Regions from separate parts of the Homo sapiens genome. Here all the other regions are linked to region 6. A link is a contact called in ENCODE Hi-C or POLR2A ChIA-PET data. All regions are on one chromosome and are shown on one strand. Each heading gives the region's core, a stretch centred on a gene start or an enhancer-like site at or near the end of the contact. The rest is flanking DNA. Distances are from core to core; before and after follow the strand shown. Region 1 has its middle 2.9 kb from the start of TRA-CGC1-1. Region 2 holds the start of H3C4 (H3 clustered histone 4). Region 3 holds the start of H2BC10 (H2B clustered histone 10). Region 4 holds the start of H2BC6-AS1 (H2BC6 antisense RNA 1). Region 5 holds the start of H2AC8 (H2A clustered histone 8). Region 6 holds the start of HCG14 (HLA complex group 14).

What was found. Hi-C counts contacts between places; a loop is a spot of excess contacts on that map. ChIA-PET counts read pairs that join two places held with the same protein, here RNA polymerase II (POLR2A). Pooled maps may share reads with other maps.
Region 1: a pooled map shows a loop between it and region 6 (4-fold over the local background). The contact joins the enhancer-like site here to the promoter of HCG14 in region 6. A Hi-C loop is called at or near these places in 1 of 37 single-sample maps with no recorded cell type and 12 of 50 pooled maps. POLR2A ChIA-PET finds 5 or more read pairs at or near these places in 1 of 52 experiments (endothelial cell of umbilical vein).
Region 2: a pooled map shows a loop between it and region 6 (2.3-fold over the local background). The contact joins the promoter of H3C4 here to the promoter of HCG14 in region 6. A Hi-C loop is called at or near these places in 6 of 50 pooled maps. POLR2A ChIA-PET finds 5 or more read pairs at or near these places in 4 of 52 experiments (CD4-positive, alpha-beta T cell, HepG2, activated naive CD4-positive, alpha-beta T cell and 1 more).
Region 3: a loop to region 6 is called in a pooled map, with 7 times the contacts of the local background. The contact joins the promoter of H2BC10 here to the promoter of HCG14 in region 6. A Hi-C loop is called at or near these places in 9 of 50 pooled maps. POLR2A ChIA-PET finds 5 or more read pairs at or near these places in 6 of 52 experiments (CD4-positive, alpha-beta T cell, HEK293, SK-N-SH and 3 more).
Region 4: a loop to region 6 is called in a pooled map, with 4 times the contacts of the local background. The contact joins the promoter of H2BC6-AS1 here to the promoter of HCG14 in region 6. A Hi-C loop is called at or near these places in 4 of 50 pooled maps. POLR2A ChIA-PET finds 5 or more read pairs at or near these places in 6 of 52 experiments (A673, B cell, H1 and 3 more).
Region 5: a pooled map shows a loop between it and region 6 (2.1-fold over the local background). The contact joins the promoter of H2AC8 here to the promoter of HCG14 in region 6. A Hi-C loop is called at or near these places in 5 of 50 pooled maps. POLR2A ChIA-PET finds 5 or more read pairs at or near these places in 5 of 52 experiments (B cell, HepG2, OCI-LY7 and 2 more).

The regions. Positions count from the first base shown.
Region 1 is chr6:26,549,211-26,551,910 of GRCh38, reverse strand. No RefSeq gene overlaps it. Among named protein-coding and RNA genes, the nearest start is that of TRA-CGC1-1, 2.9 kb to the left of the region's middle. RefSeq lists enhancers at 993-1,042, 1,027-1,561, 1,821-2,700. Within about 2 kb of position 1,295, at least 11 of the 41 ENCODE cell types and tissues checked have a DNase peak (open chromatin) inside an H3K27ac peak, as active enhancers do.
Region 2 is chr6:26,196,018-26,198,717 of GRCh38, reverse strand. H3C4 (H3 clustered histone 4) reads left to right here and starts at 1,432. Exons shown (of 1, transcript NM_001376937.1): 1 at 1,432-1,934. The coding sequence starts at 1,468. The coding sequence ends at 1,878. RefSeq lists enhancers at 211-270, 301-360, 1,103-1,703, 2,082-2,191, 1,704-2,305 and 2 more.
Region 3 is chr6:26,271,678-26,274,377 of GRCh38, reverse strand. H2BC10 (H2B clustered histone 10) reads right to left here and starts at 1,447. Exons shown (of 1, transcript NM_003525.3): 1 at 966-1,447. The coding sequence starts at 1,402. The coding sequence ends at 1,022. It also overlaps the pseudogene H2AC10P. RefSeq lists enhancers at 357-516, 927-976, 987-1,116, 1,187-1,526, 1,857-2,196.
Region 4 is chr6:26,171,325-26,174,168 of GRCh38, reverse strand. It overlaps H2BC6-AS1 (H2BC6 antisense RNA 1), which reads left to right and starts at 1,396. Exons shown (of 3, transcript NR_186648.1): 1 at 1,396-2,134. It also overlaps a transcript of H2BC5 not described here. RefSeq lists an enhancer at 1,430-2,322.
Region 5 is chr6:26,215,649-26,218,348 of GRCh38, reverse strand. H2AC8 (H2A clustered histone 8) reads right to left here and starts at 1,428. Exons shown (of 1, transcript NM_021052.4): 1 at 912-1,428. The coding sequence starts at 1,374. The coding sequence ends at 982. It overlaps H2BC8 (H2B clustered histone 8), which reads left to right and starts at 1,661. Exons shown (of 1, transcript NM_003518.4): 1 at 1,661-2,149. The coding sequence starts at 1,706. The coding sequence ends at 2,086. RefSeq lists enhancers at 608-717, 633-1,284, 998-1,417, 1,285-1,936, 1,848-2,197 and 2 more.
Region 6 is chr6:28,895,280-28,897,979 of GRCh38, reverse strand. It overlaps HCG14 (HLA complex group 14), which reads right to left and starts at 1,450. Exons shown (of 2, transcript NR_104117.1): 1 at 1,250-1,450; 2 at 660-869. TRL-CAA1-1 (tRNA-Leu (anticodon CAA) 1-1) reads left to right here and starts at 1,652; the gene lies at 1,652-1,757. RefSeq lists enhancers at 1,138-1,773, 2,409-2,700 and a silencer at 2,184-2,347.

The sequences.
Region 1 (2,700 bases), core at 46-2,545, 2.3 Mb after region 6:
TTGCAATAACAATGGCTACAAGTTGTTAAAGGTTAAACTCTTTCTTGAAAAGCAACAAAAATGCACAGGCTCCCTCTTTTCTCTATTAGCGTGCTCCTTTCTGATCCCCTGCTTTCCTGATCCATGGGGTTGCCCAGGTAAACAGACGTGGTTCTTCACCCAGAACTTGGGCCTAGTGGCAGTAGCTTTCATTTTTTTGGTGGTGACCTACAATTTAGTTTAGTTTACATCGTAATTCAGTCATACATATGTAACAGAAACAAAAGTTGCATGAACTATTCCTTACTCTTAACACACACACTGCATTCTGATTATTTCTGATTCTAGTCTATTCTAACTGAAATTTAACATATCTTTCACTTACTAATACAGGTAACAAACCACAATTGAAAGAGAAGTAACTACGACTCTGTCATCAAGAAAAATCACATATTTTTGGCCGGGGGTGGTGGCTCATGCCTGTAATTCCAGCACTTTGGGAGGCCGAGGCGGGCGGATCACCAGGTCAGGAGATCAAGACCATCCTGGCTAATACGGTGAAACCCCGTCTCTACTAAAAATACAAAAACAAAATTGGTGGCGGGCACCTGTAGTCCCAGCTACTCGGGAGGCTGAGGCAGGAGAATGGCGTGAACCCGGGAGGCGGAGCTTGCAGTGAGCAGAGACCACGCCACTGCACTCCAGCCTAGGCGACAGAGGGAGACTCTGTCTAAAAAAAAAGAAAAGAAAAATCACATATTTTTGTATCACAATACAGTTGTTACAAATACCCAAGACAACTGTTTGAAAATTACAGCAGTCATAAGACGGGTCTTGATGTTTAATATTTAATGCATTAATGAGAAGCACACATTACTCTATGAAATTATTTTAATCGTTTGAAAACTGTTTTGTAGTACAATTGGCTTTCTTTAAAATCCTGTGTATTTTTTAAAAGCTTTTAAAAATACAATTTTGAAAAGGGCTCCATGGGCTTCATGCTGGGGCCAGAGGGCTCCCTGGGAGCTAAAAGATGAAGAAGCCGCGGAAATTCGCCATCTGGGAGGAGACCACCGTCGGGTGCCCGCCATCCCCTTCCGCCGGAACTCCACTAAAGAGGACTAGGTGTTAGCGCTGGCGCGGGAGGCCGGAGCAAGGTCTTTAAAGGTCTAAGGTGAAATTCCGGGTGGGAGCTCAGTCAAGCCTCCCCTACCCAACTGGGAATCAGTGCGCCAACCGGAGCACGCCCCCCAGGCGACACCGAGAGGCGCGGAACTCCCAAGCCTAGAGGGCGTCGGAAGTGCATCCCAGAGCGGAGCAGCCAGAGGGGCGGGGCGTCGCGGCGCTGGGGCCGCGCCCTCGGGTATCCAGAGTACGGCTCTTCCAGGCCATGTTGATGACCCAGGGTGGAAGCCATTGGAGAGTTTTGAGAGAAGAAGGAGGTATTTTTTTTTTTTTTTTTTGAGACGGAGTTCTCACTCTATCTCCCAGGCTGGAGTGCAGTGGCACGATCACGGCTCACCGCAACCGAGGGAGGTACATTTTAGCGGGATTTCTGTGAGAGGCATTCGAACCAGAGCGACTCCATTTTGAGTGAGGGCTAGGAAAACGAGGCCGGGACTTTTGCTGGGCTGCATTCCCAGAAAGTCAGGCATTCCTAGCCTCTAGATGTTTATGGTTAAGGGAACAAATTAATAATGTTTACTAAACAGACCCAGACTTGGGAGTGTCTAGATGTCCCCATATCTGGAGAACAAAGGCATTCCAAATTTTGCTTTAAAGATAATAATATCGATTCTTACAAAATATAATAAGAAAATTAATCCTTTATCACAGACCCTTGTAGCAGAGCACATCTCCCCATACTTACAGGTATGTATCTAGGGTGGACACTTTCCTCCGCGTTTCAGGAACACCCTACTCTGTCTATGGAGTAGCTGTACTTTCACTACTTAACTTTCTTAATAAACCTGCTTTTACTTTGCACTGCGGACTCGCCCTGAATTCTTTCTTGCGGGAGAGCCAAGAACCCTCCCTTGGGGTCTGGATCGGGACCCTTTTTCTGTAACACAACAACTATTGAGAAAAGAAGGTAGTGGTGCAAGAACAGATACAGAAAAATAAGTTTCCCTCCCTCTTCTTTCCAACTCTTCCATGCTCAGTGCCTCAGATGTGAGGGTCAGAAATTTGGTTATTAAAAACTCTAGGCCGGGCGTGGTGGCTCACGCCTGTAATCCCAGCACTTTGGGAGGCCGAGGCGGGTGGATCACGAGGTCAGGAGTTCGAGACCAGCCTGGCAAAAATGGTGAAACCCTGTCTCGACTAAAACAAATACAAAAGATTAGCCAGACATGGTGGCAGGCGCCTGTAATTCCAGCCACTCGGCAGGGTGAGACAAGAGAATCACTTGAACCCGGGAGGCGGAGGTTGCAGTGAGCTGAGATCGCGCTAATGCACTCCAGCCTGGGCGACAAGAGTGAAACTCCGTCTCAAAAAAACAAACAAGCAAACAAAAAAACCTCTAGATCACCCAGGCTGATATATGTCTAAATTTATGTTTGTCTAAATGTAAAGTTAAATGAGAACAATACTACTCAGCTCATAGGGTTTTCGAAATAAAATTTTTCATGTAAATCACTGGGCACACAGTTTGGCAACAACACTTAATAATTCTCTTTTATTATAGTCAGAAACCTGATATAATTTGGTTATTCATCTTAA
Region 2 (2,700 bases), core at 183-2,682, 2.7 Mb after region 6:
TTCCATTTATAAGTGGGTGTTCTTAACACTGAATCGTGAAACTAACCGTCCATTTTAAAGATGCCATAAAAATACATAAGCAAATTGGCGGGGCGCGGTTCCTTACGCCTGTAATCCCAGGACTTTGGAAGGCCAAGGTGGGCGGATCACAGGGTCAGGAGTTCCAGGACAGCCTGACCAACATGGTGTGAAGCCCCGTCTTTACTAAAAATAAAAAAATTTGTCGGGCGTGGTGGCGCGCGCCTGTAATTTCAGCTATTTAAGAGGTTGAGGCAGGAGAAAATGTTGAACCCCGGAGGCGGAGGTTGCAGTGAGTCGAGATCGCGCCACTGCACTCCAGTTTCGGCGACAGAGCGAGACTGTCTCAAAACAAACAAAAACCCAAAAAAGCAAACTAATTAAAATGCAAAGAGACTTTATGTCACATGTAATTTAAATCGATCAATGCAGCGGCTCGTTAGGATTGCAAAGCTGTTAAAAGGCCTGAGACATACAGGAGAGAAGTTAATGTTTGTCAGTGTTTACATTTACATAAAAATATAGTTAGTGACTTAAAGCAACAGAACCAGAACAAATGTTTTATTGTCTTTTGTATGCATCTTAATGATACGAAATAACCTGTAATTTGTAAGTATTTTTTGGGTTTGTTTTTGCAAGCCACTTTCAACTCTACTGAGCTAACCCTAATTAATTATCAATAGGAATACAAACCTACATCCCCTGGAGCCAGACGGCCCTTAGGTGGAGCTTCTTAGCACAGTGTTCAGCATGACTAAAAGGGCACACTGGTCTTTTTGTGCCATTTATAAATTTGGCTTTTTTTTTTTTTTTTTTTTACAGCAGATTACACAAATACCAGTTGAACTTGTAAAAGATAAGAGTGCTTTCATATGAGGATGACATATTGTGGTGAAATTAAATGTGTTCATGTAGCTTAACATCAGGTTTCATATTGTTACTTATGAGTTAATAGTCATGGTGCATTTGGAACAAATTATTGAAAATATCTCCAAGTTTAAATAGACAAATCAAGATATGAAATTAACCTTTCTAAACTTAAGAGGGTAAAAAGAAATCACTTGGCCAATCACAACTAGCGCGCGTCTTTTTAAAACGTTGATCAAAGCCAGTTTCAGCGCCAACATTTAAAAAAAAATTAAGACACGTCATCCTAGTAGCTAGACACAATTTTGCCAAGGAAAACCAAAGTACGTTTTAAATAAAAGCTAGAAACATGGCACAGAGGGGAAAGGGTTGAAAACACCAGCAGTTAAAGATGGACGGAGGAAAGTTTTAATATTTGGTCTACATGCAGGAGATGTTCTGTCAGGGAGTGGGCGTCTCCACCAATCGAGCTGCAGGGGAAAGGCTGCCTTGTCCAATCAGAACAGGGGTGTCTTTATATATACGGGTACGAAAGGCTAGACTTTCGTTTTTTCGTCATTTAGCAGGGTTTAGAAGTTCGCAATGGCTCGTACCAAGCAGACTGCTCGCAAGTCCACGGGTGGGAAAGCGCCACGCAAGCAGCTGGCCACCAAGGCTGCTCGAAAGAGCGCTCCAGCCACCGGCGGCGTGAAGAAGCCCCACCGTTACCGGCCCGGCACGGTGGCTCTGCGCGAGATCCGCCGCTACCAGAAGTCGACCGAGCTGCTGATTCGCAAACTGCCATTCCAGCGTCTAGTCCGTGAGATCGCGCAGGACTTCAAGACTGATCTGCGTTTTCAGAGCTCGGCGGTGATGGCGCTGCAGGAGGCCTGCGAGGCCTACCTGGTGGGGCTGTTTGAGGACACCAACCTATGCGCCATTCACGCCAAGCGAGTGACTATCATGCCCAAGGACATCCAGCTTGCTCGCCGCATTCGTGGGGAGAGGGCGTAAATTGTCTTGTGAATGTGTGCTAACCAAAACCCAAAGGCTCTTTTCAGAGCCAACCACCTTTTCTATAAAAGTTGCTGTTTACTGTTGCTGTCCGTAAACTGGAACCTCTGTTCACTCAAGGTAAGTAAGCATTCTTGCCTCTATCCGTTCCCCCTCCCCTCACGGAATTGGTGCAAAAAGCTTTATTATAATTGGGGAGTTCTTAAAACAGCCTTTAAGGTACTCTTATATCTCCTTGTTTTGGGGGCCGCTTTCTTAGGCTTGGATGCCTCCGGCTTGGGAACTTTCTTGGCCACCTTTGACCAACCAACCTTCTCCAGCAGCCTCCACCAGCAAAAGCTTTTGGGGTCCGCTTAGTACTCTTTTTCGGAATAAGGACGCCCCAAGCTTTCTTGGGCCTCTCGGCTGCCAGGACAGCTGTCTTGGGCATGACTGCAGCGGCTTTTCTGGCCTCGGTCTTGATTTTCCTAACACTGCCTGGTTTGGCGGGAATGAACCTGAGGCGCTGCACTCCTTAGCACGAAGATGCCCTCGTTTGTTTTCAAGGCCCAACTTTATTCAAATAATTTTTAAAAATTTGTATTTATTTTTAGGGACGAGGTCTCACTGTGTTACCCAGGCTGGCCTCAAAACTCCTTAGCTTGGCCAGGCGAGGTGGCTCAGGCCTGTAATCACAGCACTTTAGGATGCCAAGGCGGGCGGATCACGTGATGCCAAGAGTTCGAGACCAGCCTGCCCAACACATTGAAACTTCGTCTCTACTGAGAATACAAAAATTAGCCGGGTGTGGTGGCACACGCCTGCAGTCCCAGCTACATGGAA
Region 3 (2,700 bases), core at 198-2,697, 2.6 Mb after region 6:
TTCTTTGCTCCAACTTCAGGCTATCCTGTTGCCTGTTCTTTGTCTTAAACCTCAATATGTTCAGCTAAGAAGATGGTAGAGTTCCTGATCTTGCCAAGAGGTAATATGTATAGCTACGTGAAGTAATCCAGTAATTATAAACTCAGTAAAATTTGTAGAGAAATCAGTGGACTTGCAAGGGGGATATGAGAACGTCTGGTAGCGATCTGCCATGGTTTAGAAATGCAACCAACAGAGGTGATTTCCTCCATCATATGCCGCTCCAACCATTTGCAAGCTAACAACGAACTAAAAGACGAGTTTCGCTTTCTCAGACCTTATTTTAGATTTAAGACTACCCCAAACTTGATTTCCACCCGGCTACTCCAAATCAAGGGCAATAGGATGATAAAGTGAAACTAAAAACGAAAACAAAATTTTAAGATGGTGGTGTGCGGGGAGAAGAAAAGTGGGGATCAATCTAGAACACGATTTTTCCTTAGCTGCTGAGTGAAATGTGTCATATTAAGCTGCATACGAGCTTACTCCTTGGTGACGCTTACAATCTATAGGGGAAAAAACAACGAACCTGGATTTTTTTTTGAGATGTCTCGCTCTTATACCCCAGGTTTGAGTGCAATGGCTCTATCTGGGCTCACTGCAACCTCCGCCTCCTGGGTTCAAACGATTCTCCTACCTCTGCCTCCCAAGTAGCTGGGATTAAGTTGCCTGCCACCACTCCCGGCTAATTTTTGTATATTTTAGTAGAGACAGGGTTTCACCATGTTGGCGAGGCTGGTCTCGAACTCCTGACCTCAGGTGACGCGACCGCCTCGGCCTCCCAAAGTGCTGGGATTACAGGCGTGAGCCACTGCGCCCGGCCGAACTTGGATGTTTCAGTAAACCCTTACTATCCCATGTGTTGCTTAGCCATTTTACCTTGCCAATGCCAAGTCTGGAAAATTACAGATCTTTAAATGACAACATGGGTGGCTCTTAGAAGAGCCTTTGGGTCGTTAGCGCTTTTACCCAGGTAACTAGTTTACTTGGAGCTGGTGTACTTGGTGACCGCCTTGGTGCCCTCCGACACCGCGTGTTTGGCCAGCTCCCCGGGTAGCAGCAGGCGCACAGCCGTTTGGATCTCCCTGGAAGTGATGGTCGAGCGCTTGTTATAATGCGCCAGGCGGGAAGCCTCGCCTGCAATGCGCTCGAAAATGTCGTTGACGAAGGAGTTCATAATCCCCATAGCCTTGGACGAGATGCCGGTGTCGGGGTGGACCTGCTTCAGCACCTTGTACACGTACACGGAATAGCTCTCCTTGCGGCTGCGCTTGCGCTTCTTGCCATCCTTCTTCTGTGCCTTGGTCACCGCCTTCTTGGAGCCCTTCTTCGGGGCGGGAGCTGACTTAGCTGGTTCAGGCATGTTCGCAGCCGAAGTGATACCGTCAAATGACCACAGGAAAATGCTGGTGAGCCCAAACGCCCTCATTATTTACCTCGTGTATATGCAAATGAGGCTGGCTGAGTTTCGGTTTCTCATTGGTTCTTTTAGTGTCTGAATATATGATAGGCCATTTCTGAACTCCTAAATCTCATCGGCTCTCCCAGAAGCTCAACCTTGCATAATTTGACCTTTCAACTATAAGTATGTAAGTCAGAAGTGGTTTTTTTTTTTTTTTTTTTTTTAAATTTTTTTAAACACCTGCTTTTCGATTGGCTGAAATCTGTGTTCAGGAGATAGCACAGTCTACTTTGCCGAATATAGATTATAAGAGTTTAGCTCTTGCGTTTTACTAGAATCAATCACTTTCCTTCTTCTAAACAAGTATTTAAATACTTCACTGCGTCTGGATGTGGAATGCAGGGCAGCAAAGCTCGCGCCAAGGCTAAAACGCACTCTTCCAGGGCTGGTCTCCAGTTTTCTGTGGGCCGAGTGCACCGCCTCCTCCGCAAGGGCAACTACGCCAAGCGGGTCCGGGCCGGTGCGCCGGTGTACCTGGAGGCGGTGCTGGAGTACCTGACCGCCAAGATCCTGGAGTTGGCGGGCAACGCGGCCCGAGACAAGAAGACCCGCGTCACCCCCCGACGCCTGCAGCTCGCCATCCACGACGAGAAGCTCAACAAGCTGTTGGGCAAAGTTACTATCGCGCAGGGCGGTGTCCTGCCCAATATTCAGGCCGTGCTGTTGCCCTGTCTATACAAGTGACTGACTAGGCAAACAGGACTAATGAGAAAATGTTTAATATCTCAAGTAAGTGCTTTAATGTAGTCGGGAAGAAGCAAGTTCAGTAACGTTTACAAAACCTTGTAAAGTTTAGATGGACAGGGCCACTGCAGTGTTCAAGTTATCCTGCAGAAGAGGCTAGTGGGGGTGGTATCCTGGAATATCATCAATAGGACCCAACGAAAAGTAAATGATAAGAGTCGTTGGAAAACCTAAAATTAGCCTGTGCCTTAAAAATTCTCAACCGAAGCAAAACACCATTTGGGACAAAATAGAATTCAGTTAACATTTGTTGCTCACTGTTGTATGTCGGTGACTTCTTGGCTCGTGATTTCCCAGGTACATCACCCAGGAATCCTGCCTTATAATGGTCAAAGGTTTCCAGCTAGCAGCAGTCCAGGTGACTCAAGAAAACGGCACAAGATAAACTTCTCAAAACGTGGTCCTCCGAATCTGGCCCCACAACACATCTACTGAATGAGAATTAGCGTCTTCCA
Region 4 (2,844 bases), core at 147-2,646, 2.7 Mb after region 6:
AGGAGAAATTGCAGAGACCATGTTATTTAAATAAATAGCTGATTATATAGGGTTTATTCTAAGAATAGAAGGAAGTTTAGTATTCTAAATCTGCCAGTTTAAGAAATTAATAAAGGAAGGCCCAGAGCAGTGGCTCACGCCTGTATTCCTAGCACTTTAGGAGGCTGAGGCAGGTGGATCACTTAATGTCAGGAGTTCAAGGCCAGCCTGGCCAATGGCGGCCTATCTTCTTCTGATAATACAAAACTTAGCCAGATGTGGTGGCACGCACCTGTAGTCCCTGTTACTTGGGAAAGTGAGGCAGAAGAATCGCTTGAACCTGGGAGGTAGAGGTTGTAATGAGCTTAGATCAGGGCACTGCACTCCAGCCTGGGAGACAGAGTGAGATTCCATCTCAAAATAAAAACTAAAATAATAAAAAATAAAATAAAATAAAATAAAATAAATAAAATAAAAAAGAGATTAATAAAGAAAAAACATGATCATCTCCAAAGATACTGCGAAAGCATTTAACAAAATATAACACTCTTTAATCATAAACACTTAACAGACTACAATGAGAAGAGAACTTCATAAGGAGGAGCTACAGCGAGTATAACACTTAATGGTGCCGTTTTGGAAGGATTCCCATAGAGGCGGAAGGAAGACAAGTGTGGTGAGAAAGTACTCCTATTCAACACGGCATCACAGGGTTTGGCCAATACCATGAGATAGGAACAGGCAGTCAGAAGAGCAAGGATTCAATAGGAAAAGATGATTATCTTTGAAAATAACATAATTGTCAAGGTAAAAGTTCACAAGAATCTATAAACAATTAGATCAAATAAGAATTGGAATTAGTGGGCATAGGCCAGGCGTTGTGGCTCACGCCTGTAATCCCAGCACTTTGGGAGGCCGAGGCGGGCGGATCACGAGGTCAGGAGATCGAGACCATCCTGGCTAACACGGTGAAACCCCGTCTCTACTAAAAAATACAAAAAAACTTAGTCGGGCGTGGTGACTGTAGTCCCAGCTACTCGGGAAGCTGAGGCAGGAGAATGGCGTGAACCCGGGAGGCAGAGCTTGCAGTGAGCCGAGACTGCGCCACTGTACTCCAGCCTGGGGGACAGAGCGAGACTCCGTTTCAAAAAAAAAAAAAAAAAAATTAAAGTCATATGAAGATTAATATGTAACATCTTCTTCGACTTAAATGTTCATTTTTTTCCTTCTGACTTTAGAAGAAATTAAAATATTTTCATGAGCCTCCAAAAGAACTGCGGACCCTAGACACCGTGCCTGCTGTTTAATGGAGTACGGCACTGCGTGTACCGGAAGATGATTTTTTTAAAAAAAAACTCAATTAGGAAATAATTATTCGCACACATTCATATACATACATACATACACTGAATCCTCACACGAAGAGCCCTACAGGCGTGAGAACAGTAAGGGAGATGCAAGAAAGGTCTCCTTGGAGTTGGGAGGCGTATTTACAGCTACTAGAGAAGGGGGAAGTGCCAGCTCCCCGAGAAGAAAGCAGGAGGATGCTGAGAGACTAAAGCTGAAATTTTCTGCCTGCTTCCTCACTCTTTTCGTTGGTTTCAGCCGTCTGAAAAACCCTTGTGAGAGGAGCAAAAAGGTCAAGGGAAGATTGTTGCCTTGCTCTCAGTCTTCAAAATTTTCGATCCTCCGTTTTTTTTGTTTTGAGACGCAGTCTCGCTCTGTCGCCTAGGCTGGAGTGCAGCGGCGCGATCTCGGTCACTGCAACCTCCGCCTCCCTGGTTCTAGCGATTCTTCTGCCTCAGCCTCCTGAGTAGCTGGGACTACAGGCGCGTGCCACCACACCCGGCTAATTTTTTTGTACTTTTGATAGGGACGGGGTCTCACGGTGTTAGCCAGGATGGTCTCTATCTCCTGAACTCGTGATCCGCCCGCCTCGGCCTCCCAAAGTGCTGGGATTACAGGCGTGAGCCACCGCGCCCGGCCGGTCCTCTGTTTTTAAACTGTAAAGGACTCCAGCGGATTGTTCGAAGTCTCCGATATCCCGCGATCTGGTGGCCGCAGAAGAAAGAGGCCGAGTCGGCGGGGACTGGGAACCACCAGTTAGCGGCCTACGGGCAACCTCCCGGACGCGCGCGCCGGGCCGACGTTAAACGTACGTGACGCCCTATGCGGGAGCCGGATGGGCGTAACGGGGCGGCGGCGTAACGTGTGGCTCTGTGGTTAGGGCACGGAGGGGCGTGGCCGGACGGCCCTATGAGGGGGCCGGCGTTTTTGGCGAGGGTTGATGGGATGACCCTATGAGGGAGCCTGCGTGGAGGGGCACGACCGGCCCCAAGACTCCTTTTCATGGCCGCATAGCCGCACCGGGAGTAGGATGACCGCTGTTATTTTTCAGGACCTCTCATCTTCGGTTTGAAATTCTTTGCTTTTTTCCGGCTTTGTGTGGCTATTTAGTATTAGCATTTTAGGGCAGTTTCATTTCCTTTAAAGTAAAACTCTCCAAAGTGGTCTCCGGACCAGCAGCATCAGCATCACCTGCATAATTTAGAAGTACAAATTATCAGGTCCTACCTCAGATCTAATGCATCAGAAAAGTTTTGTGACTGCTTCAAAACATTGTTTCCCTTAATTCAGATGCTGGAGGAGACCTTTCAAATGGCAGCTTAGCATAAGCTAACCAGTTTTTAACTTCAGGTTCATTACCAAAGCCACATCAGTGCTTAGGCCTTATCCACTCAGACCTCCTTGATGCTGGAAAGTAAAGTGAAAATAGGTAGATAGATGTCTAGAAAGGGGAGGTCTTAGAAGAAAGGTTTGGATCAACAATGAAGGCAGAATTTACAATTCTCCGCAGATTTTATT
Region 5 (2,700 bases), core at 179-2,678, 2.7 Mb after region 6:
TGCCCAGGCTGGTCTTGATCTCCTGGGCTCAAGCGATTCTTCTGCCTTAGTCTTTCAAATTGCTGGGATTACAGGTCTGACCTAGGGCGTCAGGCCGTTACTGCTTAGTTTCGTTTAGTGTTTATTTTAGAATACTGTGTTAATTGCTCCTTTTGAAAAGAGAAATCCAACAAACACAATTCTCACTAGAGGAATGTAGTCTTTTTTTTTTTTTTTTTTTTTGAGACGTAGTCTTGCTCTGTTACCCAGGCTGGAGTGCAATAGCGTGATCTCGGCTCACTGCAGCCTCTGCCTCCCGGAGTCAAGCGATTCTCCTGCCTCAGCCTCCCAAGTTGCTGGGACTACAGATGCACACCACCACGCCCGGCTACTTTTTGTATTTGTTTAGTAGAGACGGGCTTTCATTATGTTGGGCAGGCTGATTTCGAACTCCTGACCCTATGATCCGCCCTCCTTGGCCTCCCAAAGTGTTGGGATTACAGGCATGAGCCACTGAGCCCAGCCGGAATGCAGTCATCTTTAAAACTTAAAAAGCCCGCCCTGAAATGCTAATGGGCAGCTATCCTTCTTTGTTCTCTCGTTTCTGTATTAATATTTCACCCTTTTCTGACAAGTGCACATGAATAAACAGCCTGTGTATTAATGATAAATTTGTATACACAGCATGGACCTATACACAAAATAACGCAGTGAAACCTTGGTGTCACAACCTCGGTTTCTATTCTTGTATACCTTTATAAACGCATTTTTACTGCAAAGAAACACCAGTAAGATAAATTAGTGCATGAAATGTGAGCAAGGATTTCAATAAAGAACTGACCAGTAACGTCAGAAGCGTTCGTTAAAAATTAGGACAGTGAACATTGAGATTTCAGGCATCGTATGTGTATTCCAGCACTTTACAGAAAAGGTGGGTGGCTCTGAAAAGAGCCTTTGGTTTCTGGGACTCGGGATCACTGACGGATTTGACTAGTAATCATTTCACTTGCCCTTGGCCTTATGGTGGCTCTCCGTCTTCTTAGGCAGCAATACGGCCTGGATGTTGGGCAGGACACCGCCCTGCGCGATGGTCACGCGACCTAGAAGCTTATTTAGCTCCTCGTCGTTGCGGATGGCTAGCTGCAGGTGGCGCGGGATGATGCGGGTCTTCTTATTGTCGCGAGCCGCGTTGCCAGCTAGCTCTAAGATCTCGGCCGTCAGATATTCCAGCACCGCTGCCAGGTACACTGGAGCGCCGGCCCCGACTCGTTCGGAGTAGTTGCCTTTGCGGAGGAGGCGGTGCACACGGCCAACTGGAAACTGAAGACCGGCCCTGGAAGAACGCGTTTTAGCTTTTGCCCGAGCTTTGCCGCCTTGCTTTCCACGTCCAGACATAGTGGCTTCCTAACAGCAGAAGAACTAACAATCCACTGAATAAAGAAAAAGAATGGGCTCGATGGAGGAATAAGAAGCTAGTTATAGTCATCGGTAGAATTGTGAAAGGCGCAATTTGATTGGTTAAAATTGTTCTTTGACGAGCCAACCAATTAGAAAGGAAATAAGGTGAAGGCTATTTTACATGTATGCGTCACTAACACATTGCCCAATCAGAGCTGGATATTTTGAATTCTTTATTTGCATGAAAGGCCTATAAAAGGAGAGACTCTAGACACGAGCTTTTATTTAAGTGCGTTCATTCTCACTGCTGTTATTGTTTTCTGACAGCATGCCTGAACCAGCTAAGTCAGCTCCTGCTCCGAAGAAGGGTTCCAAGAAGGCTGTGACCAAGGCGCAGAAGAAGGATGGCAAGAAGCGCAAGCGCAGTCGTAAGGAGAGCTACTCCGTGTATGTGTACAAGGTGCTAAAACAGGTTCACCCCGATACTGGCATCTCATCCAAGGCCATGGGCATCATGAATTCCTTCGTTAACGACATCTTCGAACGCATCGCAGGCGAGGCTTCCCGTCTGGCCCACTACAACAAGCGCTCGACCATTACCTCCAGGGAGATCCAGACCGCCGTGCGTCTGCTGCTTCCCGGAGAGCTGGCCAAGCACGCAGTGTCCGAAGGTACCAAGGCTGTCACCAAGTATACAAGCTCCAAGTAAATGTGTGCTTAGGTGCTTTAAAACTCAAAGGCTCTTTTCAGAGCCACTCAAGTCTCACATAAAGAGCTTTAATATTGAATTTCACCGTTTTCTAGGGAATAATTTTTCCGATTTTGTAATCCCAGCACTTTGGGAGGCCGAGGCGTGCGGATCGAGACCAGTTTGGCTAACGTGGTTAAATCTCGTTTCTACTAAAAATACAAATATTAGCCGGGCGTGGGGCAGTCGCGTGTCATCCCAGAGACTCGGGAGGCTGCCGCAGGAGAATCACTTAAACCCAGCAAGCAAAGGTTGCAGTGAAAAGACATGGCGCTTTTGCATTCTAGCCTGGGCGACAAAGGCGAGGCTTCGTCTCAAAAAAAATTGATCAGGAGATACTCCTGTTCTGTGTTGGCAAGATCCTGTAATCCTAGCACTTTGGGAGGTCGATGCATGAGGCTTTCTTCAGCTCAGGAGTTAACAGATTTGCCTGGGCAACATAGAACTCGTCTCTGCAAAAAAATGAAGCTAACCAGGTGTGACGGCTTGCGTCTGTACTATCATTTACTCGGTAGGCTGAGGTGGTAGGATAGCTTAAACTCTCGGGCTAGAGACTGCAGGAACATGTGAATACG
Region 6 (2,700 bases), core at 201-2,700:
AATACCACTTTGATATGGAATATGTGCAGGAATTAAGATTTATGCAAAATATAGTACTTAGCAAGTATATATTCATAATATATTCATTTAGAAAGCAAGTTAGCAAATTATTTACTACACATGACCATTTTTGGAAAATGTATACCATATGAAAGACTAAATATATAAAAATGTTAATAGTTACCTCTGACTAGTGAGATTATGGATGATTTTAATTTTTGACATGTTTGTATGTTCTACAATTTGTGTGTACTTTGCAATTAGAAAAAAATAATTATAGTTAGGGTAAGATTACAGTTGCCATGTTGGGAATCACTTCCTGGACAATTTCCTTCCAATCGAAAGAAAATATACAAATCTCATGTATTGGAGGGAGACTGGGGAACCAGTGTTCACTGTACTTCTCACTACTAATTTTCTCTCTATCAAAAATAGGATATGAAACCAAGGAAGTCTGTGGAAATTAAGATAGAGCCTACTGAAACTCAGTTATTTCTCCATGCAGAAAAGAGACCTAACTTTGCCTTACAAAAAGGAAATTTTTTTTATATTAACAAATACAAAAAGTAAGCTATTAGGACAAAATCTAATTAAAATATCCAACTTTATATTTCCTCTATCTGAACCTCACAGCCCCAAATACAAGAGTTAAGACGGTTGAGTTAAAATGTATTTATTGAACCTCTACCGTGTTTGCCAGGCACTGTTACCTGGACGGCATTGGTCTACACATGTTATTTTAGCGGTGTCGCTGGCCTCTAGGGGCTCTTGTTCTAGTGGGAGGGATGATTTCTGTTTAGTTTCAGGGCTCCATTAAAATTTGTGACCTTGGGGCTTCCCGGCCTGGAGCTCAGATTGCTTGGCGAAGGCTGAGAAACAGAAAAGTGGATCAGGCGATGTGGTGCACTCCCCTTAAAAACTACCGCTGTGTTCCCCGACCTGGCAGTGGTCACTTGGAGCCCATTAATCGGGAACATCCGAGAGCGACAAGGAAGGCCGCGGGCGAGCGCGTCGCTCGCGGAGTTTCCCCGGACCTGGGATCGCCGATCCCTCGGCGCGGACACCAGCCTTGCCCATGTGGTGGTCCCTGTGGAGACCTTCCCAGCCGTTCCCGGCTACCACTTTTAGAGCCCAAGACAAACTTCGACGAGTGGCAAGGCAGTGACAAATGGAACCAAAATAGAGGGGCTAAAAGGGGACCTTCCTATAGAACCGGGGTCTTTTGTTAGGGTTTTGTTTTGTTCCTCACCATCTTCCAAACAATGAAGTCCTGGGGGAGGCTAACCACGATCAAGATTTCAGTAAACATCAGACACTGGAGAGCCGACCCAGCGACCGAAGAAGCAAAAGATCTTCTTTCCTTCCTGAAATCTGGGCAGGCTGGGAGCAAAAAAAAAAAAAAAAAAAACCCGCACACGTTTTTCGAGATGGCGATAACAGTTATAAGGCCCGTAAGAGACTTGATCCAGTTTTATGCAGAAACATTTTCTAGTCCTGCGAACCCTTTTGCTTTTTCAATCCACAAGTGGCTTTCTGCCCTTCTGTTACCAAGCAACCCTGACGTCATCGCGTTTCTGCGTGCGTGCACGACACAGAATCATTGCTTGTTGATCTCTATTTTAGTGCAAAAATCAGGGCTGTTATGCAGTGTGTCAGGATGGCCGAGTGGTCTAAGGCGCCAGACTCAAGCTAAGCTTCCTCCGCGGTGGGGATTCTGGTCTCCAATGGAGGCGTGGGTTCGAATCCCACTTCTGACACATACTTTTCTTTTTCCTCTCCTTACTTTAGAGATATCCTGATCTCAGCAGTAGGCATAAACAATTACCAACGTATATTTTTAAGAATCGGCTTTTAGGTACCGGGCGCGGTGGCTCACGCCTGTAATCCTAGCACTTTGGGAGGCCGAGACGGGTGGATCACGAGGTCAGGAGATCGAGACCATTCTGGCTAACACGGTGAAACCTCGTCTCTACTAAAAATACAAAAAAAATAGCTGGGCGTGGTGGCGGGCGCCTGTAGTCCCAGCTACTCGGGAATGAGGCAGGAGAATGGCGTGAACCCGGGAGGCGGAGCGTGCAGTGAGCCAAGATCGCGCCACTGCACTCCAGCCTGGGGACAGAGCGACACTCCGTCTCAAAAAAAAAAAAAAAAAAAAAGAATTGGCTTTTAAATTTATCTCAAAGGGCTTGTCCAAACTAAAAACATTAAAAGCGGAAGCATCGCGATATTTTTACGAAGCCGCGAGATTTGGGCCAAAAAACGCCTAATTAAAGGCAGAGGTTACTAGCGATTGGTCTCTGTGCTGCAGTGCGAGATAATCCTGATGTCGCGGGATTCGGAACGCAGATAGCTTCCTGCCTCGCCGAGGGAATGGAGAGAAGGGGCTCTGGGCGGGTTCTTTTCCCGCTTCTCGACCAGGCTCACACTCTGTGTCTCAGATCCAAGCCCTCCCCTAGATATTTCCTGGAGCACTTTCCTACCAATCTCACAACGCTGTGGCTCGTGACAGTGCAGTCTCTTTAAAAATCTTACACAGGTCCTCTGCTCTCCTATTTTCAAAACTCATGTAACCAGTTCTCAAAAATGTCTTTCGTAAATTATGCACATTCACACTCGTTTTGGCATCTGATCATTACCGTTTTGTCAGTCAAAATTGAGTACCATTTTAACCATTGAATGAAATATGAAAGCTGTACGTTC